Linked DNA regions of Homo sapiens: all the other regions are linked to region 1. A link is an interaction called in ENCODE POLR2A ChIA-PET data of the cell type or tissue named here. Cell type or tissue: MCF 10A. All regions are shown on one strand.

Region 1 (4,000 bases):
CTCTACCACAAGCACCTCCCCTAGAGGATCACTGTAGGGATGAACTGAGATGAGGCCTCTAAGCATCCGGTCCCTGGGGCACAGCTTGGAGCTCAGTAAGTGGGAGCCACTGCCACTCGGTCAATACTGGGGCTTCCGAACCTCTGCCCCTATCCACCTCCTGCCTCTTTCCGGCCCCAGGAACCTCCTGGGGGAAACGAGGAGTGACCTCTGACCACGTGAGGAAGGGAAGGAGACCATATGGTGGAGATTACAGTCATTGCATCCTCGGCCCCTTCCAGACTTGCCCAACCACGGGAGGCAGGCCAGGTGGCCGTGAAGTCATTATTTACATGCCTCGGCTTGCGTCATTGGTTTCGAGTGCAGCCAGCGGTGAAAGCAAAAGTTCATCTCGGGCTGGTAGTGGGTGGCCAGCTGGCCAGATCATTCCCTGCAGTAATAAACCAGGCAGGGATGCAGTCACCCCGCCCACAGCCTTTCCCTGGGCTGCTTCAGCCCGCACCACATTCCGGGCCCAGCTACAGCTCGTCTCTCCTCTGGGAGGCTTCGCCCAGTGACCCAGCCCCAGGGTGACCAACTCATCCCTGTTTGCCCAGGACTTTCCTGGTTTTAGCACTGAAAGCCCCGTGTCCAGGGAAGCCCTTAGGTCCTGGGCAATCTGAGAGGGTTGGTCACCCTACTCAGCTGTCAGTGTGGAGAGAGCCTGCCCCATGGTACTTGATCCTGCTCCCCAGTACAGGACGGCCTTGTTCTCTTTAGATTCTGCCTGGTCTCAGGGCCCGCCCCATGCTGACCCCCCACCCAGCATCTTCTTCCTCTGGTTTGCCATGGCTCGCCCTGCCCTGGGGCCCGGACCAACCCACTTTGTTGGGGTCACTGCTCCTGTGTCTTTCTCATAGGCCTTCACTACCTTCCAGCTACATATTTGTCCCCAACTAGATCGTAAGCTCCAGGAGGGCAGGGACCCTTCTACTTGACTCAGGTCCCTGAAATCCTCAGTGCCTGCCACACTGCCTGGCTTATCACTGCACCTCAAAATATCATGTTTGGAGGATGGAGGGGAGGAAGGAAGAAAGAAAGAAAGGCAGGAGGAGAATCCCCAAGTCACCTGTGTCCTTCGGACTCCTAGCCCACAATGTGACTGATGTTACAGAAAATGCGCTCCAGGCAGAAGACAGGCTGCTTGGCATTTAGCTGTGCGGTGAGGAATGGCCTGATCTGGCTGGTAGGTGAGTCTAATGGGCTGGAGAGCAACGAGCAGCGGGGACGCACCGGGAGCTCCTGGGACTTCAGGCTCCCGTTTTTCAGATCTCTTAGACAGAGCCTTGCCCCAGAAACCGTCTGTACTGAGACTTCACACAAGGCCCCATCTGTGTGTGGATATAAACCAGAGCAGCTGAGAAACCCGCCCTCCCCTCTGAGACCTGGGCAAGGCTCTGGAGCACAGAGGAGGAGGCTGGAGCGCATGCACTTTGATCCTCCAAAAGGGAGCTGCCCCCACCTCAGACACCCCTCCCCCAAATTACTGAAGCCTATCCCCCCGCCCCCCCGCTTACTCTGTGCAAGCAGAGTAAGCTTCGTGTCCATGGCAATGACCATGGCCTTCAAAGTTCCTCTTCCCATCCTCCTGTGAGATGCCAGGGCCATGTGCGGGGTAGTCCTCCCTGGAGCTCTAGGCGGGGCCACCAGGACTCACCTCGGAGTCATGGGTGTGGAGACCGTAAGGAGGCTGTGCCAGAGCAGGCTGCAAGCTGGGCGGGATGACAATGTCACTGCCCACGTGCGTTCTTTCTTTCAGGCGTTCCCTCAGCAACAACTCATTGAGAGTGTGCTGTGTGCCAGGCCTAGGGCGGGAGAGCTGACACACATCAGCGGAGAGGCTGCCCTCATCTAGATAAAGGTTCTCCAAAATGTAATCACTGGGCAAAAGTGCAAATGGTTGAAAAATATTGACGTAATGCCATTTAGAAGATGGAAAACTCTGCTTTGCAGTGTCTGTGCGTCCACAGATAGAAATGCACAGGGAGAAAGTGGGACCCAGGATTACCCTGGGGAGAGGACTGGGAGGTGGACATGGTCAAAAGAGCCTTGACTCGGGTTTTTGCACAGAGAACATGTACACAGGTTATCTGTATAATTTTTTCATTCACATAATTAAATATTGAAAGGAAAAGAAAAAACAAGGCCGTAGGGCAGTTCTGATGTTGTACCCCTCAACAGCAACTCAGAGGTCATCTTCCAGTTTAACAAGAAAGACAAAATCCCTCATGTCTGCCAAGATCTTTGCCATTTACAATATAGACACACAACAGCCAGATGGACAGATAATACAGCTACCACTTAGCTTTTGCTGGGCTTAAAAACAAAACACTCCAAAATGTAGTCACTTATAGCCACAATCATTTTTTTAGCTCATAATTCCGTTGGTCAGCTGGGTGATGTTCCTAGTCTGGGCCAGGATATTTGCTGATATTTGCTGGGCTCCCCCAAAAGTCGGTGACCAGGTGGCACCTGGATGGTCTAGAATATTCCAACTCCTATGTCTCCTCACTCTCCTCTGCCTCACTCTCATGACCCAACAGGCTAGCTCATGCTTATTCACAGGATACCAAGAGAGGTGACGGGTGGGGGGCTGCGAGGCACCTGGGGGCCCCAGCTCTGAAATTCAGTGTCCCTTCCACACATTCCATTGCTCGAAGTAAGTCGCAAGCCCAGCTGTTGCCAAGTGGTGGGCAATAGACCCCACCCCACCCTGCTAACTAAGAAGAGAAATACCTCCTGTGTGCTAGACCCTGTGCTGAGCATTCAAGATAGATTTTCTCATTATCATCTCATAGGAGCCCTATGAGGAAGTTGTATAATTTCACTTTATAGATGAAGAAACTGAGGCACACTGTGGGTGTCAGAGAAGGGAATCTCTCCGATGGACTCCAGGAAGGCTTCTCCCCACCCACAAACTCTCCCCTAAGGATGCCTCAAATGTCACCTTCCCAACTCCCTCATGCTATGAACTAGATTGTGCTCCCCCAAATTCATATGTTGAAGCCCTAACCCCAAGTGTGGCTGTATGTGGAGTAAGGAAGTAATTAAGATTAAATGAGGTTGTGAGGGTGGAGCCCTGATCCAAAAGGATGAGTGTCCTTGCAGGAAGAGACGCCAGAGGTGGAGCGCTCTCTCTCTCTCTCCACACTCCCCTGCACCCTGCTGCCCGTCTTCATCATTTAAGGACAGAGAGGCAGCTGTTTGCAAGCCAAAAAGTGAGCCCTTATCAAAAACCAAACTGGCCAGCCCTTTGATCTCAGACTTCCAGCCTCCAGGACTGCAAGGAATACATTTCTGCTGTTTCAGCTGCCCAGCCCATGGTATTTTGTCACAGCAGCCACAGCAGACTAAGCCTCCTCCCTCCCCTCTCTGTCCTCTTTTAAAATGCAGCGCCCCTTGATCCATGGTCAAGCGTTCCCCAGTCCCTCAGGTGCACCTGTTGTTCACTTCACCACTCCCCTTCCCATGAAGACAGACTCCAAAATGTTCCCAGGACAGTAGATTTCTGTTTAGAACCCATCTCAGCCCCAATTTTTCTCTGCTGTTTCTCCTTTTTACTTCTCTACTTGGAAGACACAGGCTTAGCAATGACTGCTAGGATCCAAAGGGTGTTTCTTAGGTCTAAGGGAAACTGGAAGAGAAATAGTTCTGACACACCTTGGCTGTCGGTGGGTGTCAGCTGTGAATATTTCATGCATGATGGGAATGGAGAGGGAACAGAGCTCCACCTGGCAGTGCAGGTGCCCCTGTCCCCACCTGCCTCCACTGCTGGAGCCCCCAGCTCCTCTCATGCAGTCAAGGGCAGAGGCACTGATGCTCAGACCTCTTCTCTCACCATCAGCCATATCACCTGGGTGGGGACATCTCTCAACCTCTCCAGCCCTCAGTTTCCCCACCTGTCAAAGAGAGACAGCAATGGCACTTTCTCCTAGGGTTGCTGTCAGCATTAAATAAGCTA
Region 2 (4,000 bases), 80 kb after region 1:
CCAAGTTCCATCATTGCCAAGATGGAAACCATCTGGCTGTATGCACGCGGCCCTCCCAATGTTTTTCCCACAACACTGGTGTTTTTCCAGCTCCCCGACCTCGTGGGGAATTTCATGCCTGAGTCAGAGGCACAATGTCAACCGGGCCTCAATCCTCTCCCCCACTGGTCTGTCATTGCCAGTGGAAGCCATTGCCCAGTGTGTTGGCCCCGCGCACATTCACTGAGCCAGTCTCCCTCTGACCCCTCACTCGGCTGGTTTCTTACGGTGCCATCTGCCCAGAGCATAACCAGAGACTCAGGTATTGTCCCAGGTCAGGGGAGGAGGGAATGTGAAGAGCCTGGGTGGGCGCTGAGATAGGGGACCTGCCCGCAAGAGCTGACCCTTCTGTCTCTCAGTTGTGTAACCTGAGGCAAGTCACTGCTCCTCTCTGAGCCTCAGTTTCCCCATATATAAGATGGGACTGGTAATACCTATTTCACAGTTGTGTTTGAGGATTAAATAACTATTATAAGAAGACTTAAGCCAAGTTCTAAGGAATAGGAGAGGCTGACTCATAGCTGATAATCTTGTATTATTATTGGTAGGCAGGTGAGGAGGTAAAATCTTCCTGGCTGGCTCCATGGTTTTTTAAAACATGCCCCTAGACTATATCTTTGTGTGGGTCCCGGTCCAGGCAAAAGCCTCCCCAGTCAGTGGCCAAGCCCCAGGGCCAGGCATGAACTCCCATGACCTGGAGCCACAGAGAACGAAAAGCCTTGAGCTGTCCTGATGTTGTTGCCCTCATGAGTAATGAGGAGGCACTAAATGAGCACAATATTAAGGAGATGTGGTGGGACCCAGAGTGACCTTGGGGAGGCGGGGGCAGGGAAGGGAGCAACGTCCCTGTAGTGCCAGGATCTGGACATTACACAGGGCACGTAGCTGCCTCTATTTTCAGCCTTTACTAACCTGACTCAAGTATGCCACATTCTCCTCCAAAGATGCAGGAAGGCAGTTCTGGAAGCTTCCTCCTACCCATGGTCATGGATCAATTGCCTAGAACCCAGAATAATAGTTCCTGAGAGATGCATGCAGGCACTGTGCATGCATTAGCTTGTTGAATCCTGGCACAAGCCTAGCAGATAGGTTCTGTTGCAGCTGCATTGAACAGACGAAAAATCAAGCTAAGTACCTTGAGATCTGCAGCAGAGGCAGAGGCAGAATTTGGACCAGGCAGTCCACCTCCCTGGCTGCTGCCCTGCCTGCCATTCTGGGACCACAGGGGACCTCTCTTCACCATGCTTCAGAGGGCTTGGGTGTCAGCACCCCGAGTTCTGGAGGTTTGGCTGACATGGACCCCAGAAAGCTTCCAGGACAGAGAGAGCCCATCCAAGTTCAGTCAGCTCCTCCTCAGGGTCACACGGGCTATGCCCTGGGTTAGCAGCCTCTGGGCTGGATGAGATGGACACACAGCACCTCTGAGACTCCACAACATCTGATCTTAGCACCACTGTGTCTGCAAGTGGATTTGAGAATGCCACAAACACCCAAGAGGCTGTTTCTTAACCTCTCAGAAGCTTCATGTGCAATTTAAGGCTTTTATTTCCGAGCTGGGAATGGACTACTTTGTCTGTTGTAAGATAGCTTAGGGCAGCAGTGAGCATAGTGGTGATGCCTGGCAGGCCAGGGGCCACCAAAAGTCCATACTCATTCTAGGAGATAGCCCACTGCATCTACTATGCACCAGACACTGCTCTAAAAGCTCAGAGTCCACTGGTGAACGAGATAGGCAAGGTCCTTGATGTCTTGGAGTTTACGTTCTAGTGAAGGAGCACCTCCAGTGAGCGAGTAAACCCATGGCCCTCAAAAGCAGGACAGTGGTAGGGCTACGAGGAAGACAAACAATGGTAAAGAGATAGAGGTCAAAGCCTCCGTGCATGTGTGTGTCTGCGTGCGTAGCATCCATGGGGTGTGTACGTGTGTTTGTGTGATGTGTATGTTGGTGGAGTTTGCATTGGTGTGCACATTGTGTGTGGTTTATCTGTGTGATGTGTATGTGTGTGTTGTGTGTGGTCTGTGTTGGTGCGTGTGCGCTGGTATGTGCGACGTGTGTTTCTGTGTGTGTGCATATGTGTATGTGTTGTGGGCTACTTCCGATTGGGCGGTCAGGCAGGCTTCTCTGGGAGAAGTGTCACTTGAGCCAAAGTGGCCAGGGGACCCGGCTATGGAAGATGAGACAATCAGGGTGATGGTTGGAACTGGCCGCCCCCAGGATTAGGAGGCTCCCAGCTGTGGCATGTGGTGCCCCATCAGCCCTCCTCTTATGTGAGGTCGCTCCTGGTGAAGGAACATGAAAGGTGTCCTCCCTTCCAGGGTCCACAGAAGGGCAGAATGCAAACCCAGGCCTGAGCTTCCCAACCCTTTTGAACTGCTGGCAAGATTACAGCTGTGCTGGTGGAGCTTCCCAAACACCCGGAGGAAACCCATGCCCCAGTGGGGCCTTTCTCCAAACAAGTCATTGTTCTTAACTGCCTCTTGCAGGGACCCTGCCCAGCAGGCACAGCCCTCAGGCATCCACTAGCTGTCTAGAGAGCCCGGATTCCCTGGGGGACTTTCCAGGCCTCTGTGGCCTGCCCAAGGTCACCCATCTGCATGGAGCTCATTCATTTCTTCTCACTCTGGAGTGCAAGAGGCCAGACGTTTTTTGCACAGCAAAACTCCAAAACCAAAACCACAAAAGTCCTGTACCTGCTTATCTACGCGTTCCATTCCATCCATCAGAGTGAAAATCCAAGCAAGGTTTTCATATGCCTGATACTGGCTGACTGGGTAACCATGCACACATAAAATCATTTTTTTACTCATCCACCTTTCTCAAGTGACCACAGGATTGGAGACAGTGATGTATAGAAGATGAGATCGCTGCCTCCAGGACTCCATGGGAGGGAGAAAAGACATCCATCCAAATAATCACTGAGCACCTGCTCAGCTCCAGGTGCCCAGGGAAGGGGAGTAATCTCTTGGCAGACACAAAGTAAGACAGGGAGGTACAGGCGCAGTGGATACACATGGCAGGGCAACAAGCCCCTGCAGGCTGAGCTTCCAGAGAAGGTTCTGTGGGGCACCGACGGTTAAGCTGGGGCCTGAATGATAAATGGGTGTTGCCAGATGCAGGGAAGAGTGATGAAGCAGGTGGATTACTTGAGGCCAGGAGTTTAAGACCAGCCTGGCCAACATGGTGAAACCCTGTCTCTACTGAAAATACAAAAATTAGCCGGGCGTGGTGGCAGGTGCCTGTAATCCCAGCTACTCAGGAGGCTGAGGCAGGAGAATTGCTTGAACCCAGGAAGTGGAGGTTGCAGTGAGCCAAGATCTCACCACTGCACTCCAGCCTGGGTGATTAAGCAAGACTCCATCTTAAAAAAAAAAAAAAAAAAGTAACGAGGAGAGTTCCAGGACTAGCAGAGGAAAGATTTAGCCAGTACACACTGGATATTAAATACCAACATACTTCCTTATGTATGAATAGATACCTTCCCACATCCCATCCCAACACTCAGCTCACCCCAACCCCTGCTCCTGGAATCTCCTTTTATGGGGTAAATAGTGTCCCCCAAAAAGGAGTTGATGTTGTAACCCCCAGTAGCTGTGGACATGACCTTATTTGGAAATAGAGTCTTTGCAGACAATCAAGTTGAAAGGAGATCATTGGGGTGGCCCTAATCCAATGTGTTCTTATATAAAAGGGAGTAACTTGGACACGGATGCGCACACACAGGGAGAATGCGATGTGCAGACAGGAGTTCTGCTGCCACAGCTAAGGAGTTACCAGAAGCTACAGAGAGGCCTGGAACAGATTCCCCCTAGAGCCTTCACAGGGTTCCCGGCCCTGCCCACACCTTAATGTCAGACTGTTAGTCTCCAACACTGTGAGACAATCAATTCCTGTCGTTTAAGCCGCTCCATTTATGGTACTTTGTTGTGGCAGCCGTGGGTAACTGACACACTCCCTATGATC
Region 3 (4,000 bases), 72 kb after region 1:
CACTGAGCCTCCCAAGGATTCCTCCCCACCCCACCCTCCAACCCTCAAAATGATTTTTCTGGCTGTTTGACAGCTTGAATCTCCAGCGCTGCACTCCTGTATCCCGGAGGGACTGACTGTTTCCTGGCCTCAGCTCTCTGAACGTGAAGCTCAGGCTTTGCTTCAGCTGCCAAATTTTGTGAGTTGAGCAATTTAAGGCACAGAGGAGCAGGAGGAAGAGGGGCAGTGTGCGTGCATTGCTCTCTGCCAAGCTGGGGCTCACCGTTCCTCTCTTTTTCTCACCCCACTGACCTCAGCGTGAGTGCATGTGCACACACACACACACACACACACACACATGCTCACACACATCAGAGTAGTCAGCATCTCCCGTGGTCTGAAGGAGGATGTTTCTGCCCACACGCAGGCCCTGGGGGCTCAGCTTCCATTCCAAGTGCCTGTCCAGGAATTTATTTCCAAGACATACAATGCTCTTATTGAAAGAAATTTGGAAAGCAGTTTTGTCCCTCTGCGAAAACAATGTGGTGTCGTGGTCAGGGGTACAAACTCCGGGATCACGCCACAGCAAGGAGCTGAACCTTCCTGAGCCTTGATTTCCTAATCTAGACAATGGGGGTGATAATACCACAGTTGACATTTTCCAGCACTTTTCTTGGGCTTGGCACTAGGCCAAGCACTTTATAACCATCATCTTAGTTAATTCCAACATTAGCCTTACGAACTGGGAATTACTCTCACTGATCAAAGGATAAAAATGAAGTTCAATGAGTTTAAATAACTTGCCCACCATCTCCTGGTTTTTAGTTGGCTGAGCTAGGATTCCATGGCGGGTCTTTTTCACTTTGAAGCCTTTGCTCTTAAACTCTCTGCACCATACAGAGTCAGGAGCCCTCGGAGCACCTGCTGGCTCTGCCACTAACTTGACCCCCCTCCCCTTGGGCCTCAGTTGCCCAATCTGTAAAATGTAAAAAAGGTCCCTTCCAGCTCTATCTCAATTGAATTTTTGAAAATGGCAGTCTTGGCCTTGAAAGAGTTAACACAGATGCATGTGAGTCAAAAGTCCCTTCTTACTCTGCTTTGTCCCAAGTTTCCTAAGATAGCTTTGAAGACCAAAAGTGCATAACGGCTTAAGCTTGAAGGCAGAGTTTAGGAGGAGGTGAGCGTGCAAATAGCCACTGCAGTTCTTCTGGAAGGCCAGTACATTATCCCTAAATATTGCTTAACTTTTTATAGTGTCCTATTTTATCAGTGATGAGGCTTCCACCATGAAATCACAATATTAGAAACCGACTCAGAGAGCACTTGGGTTTAACAGAGAAACAGGCAGGGGAGGGGGGTTTCCTGAGGCCGCTCACATGCCAGGCTTCATCACAAGTTCAGTACACGGAGGGGAAGCTCAGGTCCTGAGAGGGTGGGGCGTACCCTGCTCCACCCACACACAAATCGCGGCAGAGCCAGGACCCTGAGCAGATCTTTGAGCCCAGGGCGTTCCTTCCGAGAGCTCCTCTGCCAGTGCCTGTCCTTTCTCATCTGTGTTTTTCCAGAATTTCTTAAACAACACTGGGGGATGAGGGGGGCTGCCCAGTGACCAGGGCTCTGGGCCCTACCTGGCTTCAACCTGAGCAACTTTGTTTTTATCAATCTAAGATTTTGTTGGAAAAAGGCTTTGGTTGCTTACAAAATTTTTTAAAGTTTATGTTCCAGCCTGGGTAACATGGCCAGACCTCATCTCTACAAATAATTTAAAAAAAAAAAATTAGCCAGGCATGTTGGCTCTTGCCTGTAGTCCCAGATACTAAGGAGACTGAGGAAAGAGGTCGAGATTGCAGTGAGGTATGATCGCTCCACTGCACTCCAGCCTGGGTGACAGAGCCAGACCCTGTTCCCCTGACAAAAGCAGTTTGGAAATGCAGCTACACTTTCCACATTCATTTTTTTTCTTGCTCCTAAATTGATTTCAGCAAAAAATGGAAGCTCCCTGACACCAGGAATGCAGAGAAGGGAGACATACAAAGCAGCTCTGCATTTGGGGCAAGGAATTCAATTGCGCTGTAGCAGTGTGAGTGTGTTTGTGTGTGATATGTGTGTGCATGGGTGCACGTGTGCATGCCCCACACCCACTCACAGCGAGTCAGGGTGACAGGTTTTGCACAGACATCCTGATCCTTGCTAAGAGGTAACCACAGCTGGCACCCATGGCCTTGTTTATGCTCCCAGATGCTGAGCAACACAAATGATAAATCCAAGCAAGTTGTTTGCCTGCAGAGTTCCCGGCCTGCTCCAAAGTTGCAGCTGGGGGAAACCCACAGGGCTCTAGACCCACCCGTGCAGGTAGAGCCCTTCCATGTGCTTGAAGATGGCACAGCGGGAAAGTCCCAGCAGCCAGGCCATCTGGTGGCTAAGAAATGAAGTTCCAGACAGAGCCCTGGGTTGGACACAGTCTGGTCTCAGATCAGACCTTGGTCTCTAGACCCCTGGCATGTCCTGGGCTTCAGCGGCCTTCCCCAGATGTCTTCCGGAGCCCTCAACTTCATGTTCACCCAGCTACAACCATCCCTCACCTCAGTGAGCTTCTGACTCTGTTCCAGCGCACACCTAGGCCAACAGGAAGCCACCCAGACCCCACGGCATGATGTGCGAAGCCCTTCATAGCCTGGGCCCACCAGGAAGGCACTCCATCAATTCACTCCTGACTTTATTCCTGAATTCAGGGATACACAAATGCATGATCCAGGATCTGTCTCCCCTCTGCGCCATCCAGAGCCTTGCCAGCACTTGGCAGAAAGGAGGTGGGATCAGAGCTGATGGAGAATAGAATAAATAAAAGAACCAATGAAATATGCAAGAGTCCACTGAACACTATAAAGAACTGAAATCATAAACGAAAGAAATTATTACTATTAGGAAGAATGTGATTATCACCTGCCCCACTGGGCAACTTTTTTGGCCCTGTGACAGGGCTTTATGGAAATAAATAATTTAGCTTTAAGAAAATCAGTCAACCAATTTTAGAAAGTAATGACACCTGTTTTCTCATTGTAGAAAACTTTGAAAACATGATGACAAGATTAGTCACATATAGTCCAAACAACCAGATATAGCCCAATGACACTGGGTGTATTTTCTTCCAGTCTGCTAGGCAAGTGTGTGAATGTAAAAAGTAATGTAAGTGGGATGAAATTGCATACTGTTTTATATCCTGTCATTTTCAGGTAATATTTTGCTGTTTATACTTTGCTATGTTTTGACCCCTGAAGTCAGGTTCCAGCATCCCCACTTTCTGGCTCTGTGACCTTGGGCCATTCATTTCACCTTGCTGAGCCCCTATTTCTCATCTCAGAAATAACCACACTCTTACTGGAGCCAATATCAATTTTCTCCTCTTTGTGAACATATTGTTAAACTATATTTCCCAGCCTCCTTTGCAGCTAGATGAGGCCACATGACGCTCTTCTGGCCAATGGGATGTAGGAGGAAGTGATGTATGCCGCTTTTGTGCTTGGCTCATAGAATCTCCCACCAATGGTCCTCCAATTTCCCTCCTTACCCTCCAGGGCCCCCATGCTATTGAGTTGCACTAAGGCATTCAGGAAACCATGAGATGGAAGAGCCACCAGCAGGACCCAGGATGGAACAGATCTGGGTCCCCATGTCAGACCCTGGAGAGGGAGCCAAGTGGCCTATGATGTGAACAAGAAATAAACCCATGCTGCTTAAAGGTATCAGGATGTATTTGTTGCTGCAGCCCAGCTTAATCTGACAGCTACTTACCTCGTAAGGCATGCTGTGCCATTTAAATGAAATATGTGACATCAGTAGCCCATAAAAAGCACTTCAAATCTGAGCCATTACAAATTAAAGAACATTAAAGGATAAATAAGCCATTTAGTAAATTGGATAATACACACCGTAAGGTTTGTGGGACTTCAGGGAAGAGAGAAATCACTTTGGACAGCAGCGAGCAGTAAAAGGCGTGTTGAGGGGAATTTCTAGGATGTGT

The links. ChIA-PET counts read pairs that join two places held together with the same protein. Peaks named below come from ENCODE experiments on the same cell type or tissue, not always from the same donor. Only the 100,000 strongest peaks of a DNase experiment are listed, where the experiment ranks them.
Region 2: POLR2A ChIA-PET joins it to region 1 with 5 read pairs; 3 of 35 experiments call an interaction of 5 or more read pairs at or near these places.
Region 3: POLR2A ChIA-PET joins it to region 1 with 5 read pairs; 3 of 35 experiments call an interaction of 5 or more read pairs at or near these places.

Annotation. Positions count from the first base shown.
Region 1 is chr14:96,104,476-96,108,475 of GRCh38, forward strand. No RefSeq gene overlaps it. Among named protein-coding and RNA genes, the nearest start is that of C14orf132, 67 kb to the left of the region's middle. In MCF 10A, no CTCF peak of the experiment used is centred here; DNase peaks (open chromatin) are centred at 346 and 1,756.
Region 2 is chr14:96,184,877-96,188,876 of GRCh38, forward strand. No RefSeq gene overlaps it. Among named protein-coding and RNA genes, the nearest start is that of BDKRB2, 18 kb to the right of the region's middle. In MCF 10A, no CTCF peak of the experiment used is centred here; no DNase peak of the experiment used is centred here.
Region 3 is chr14:96,176,750-96,180,749 of GRCh38, forward strand. No RefSeq gene overlaps it. Among named protein-coding and RNA genes, the nearest start is that of BDKRB2, 26 kb to the right of the region's middle. In MCF 10A, no CTCF peak of the experiment used is centred here; a DNase peak (open chromatin) is centred at 172.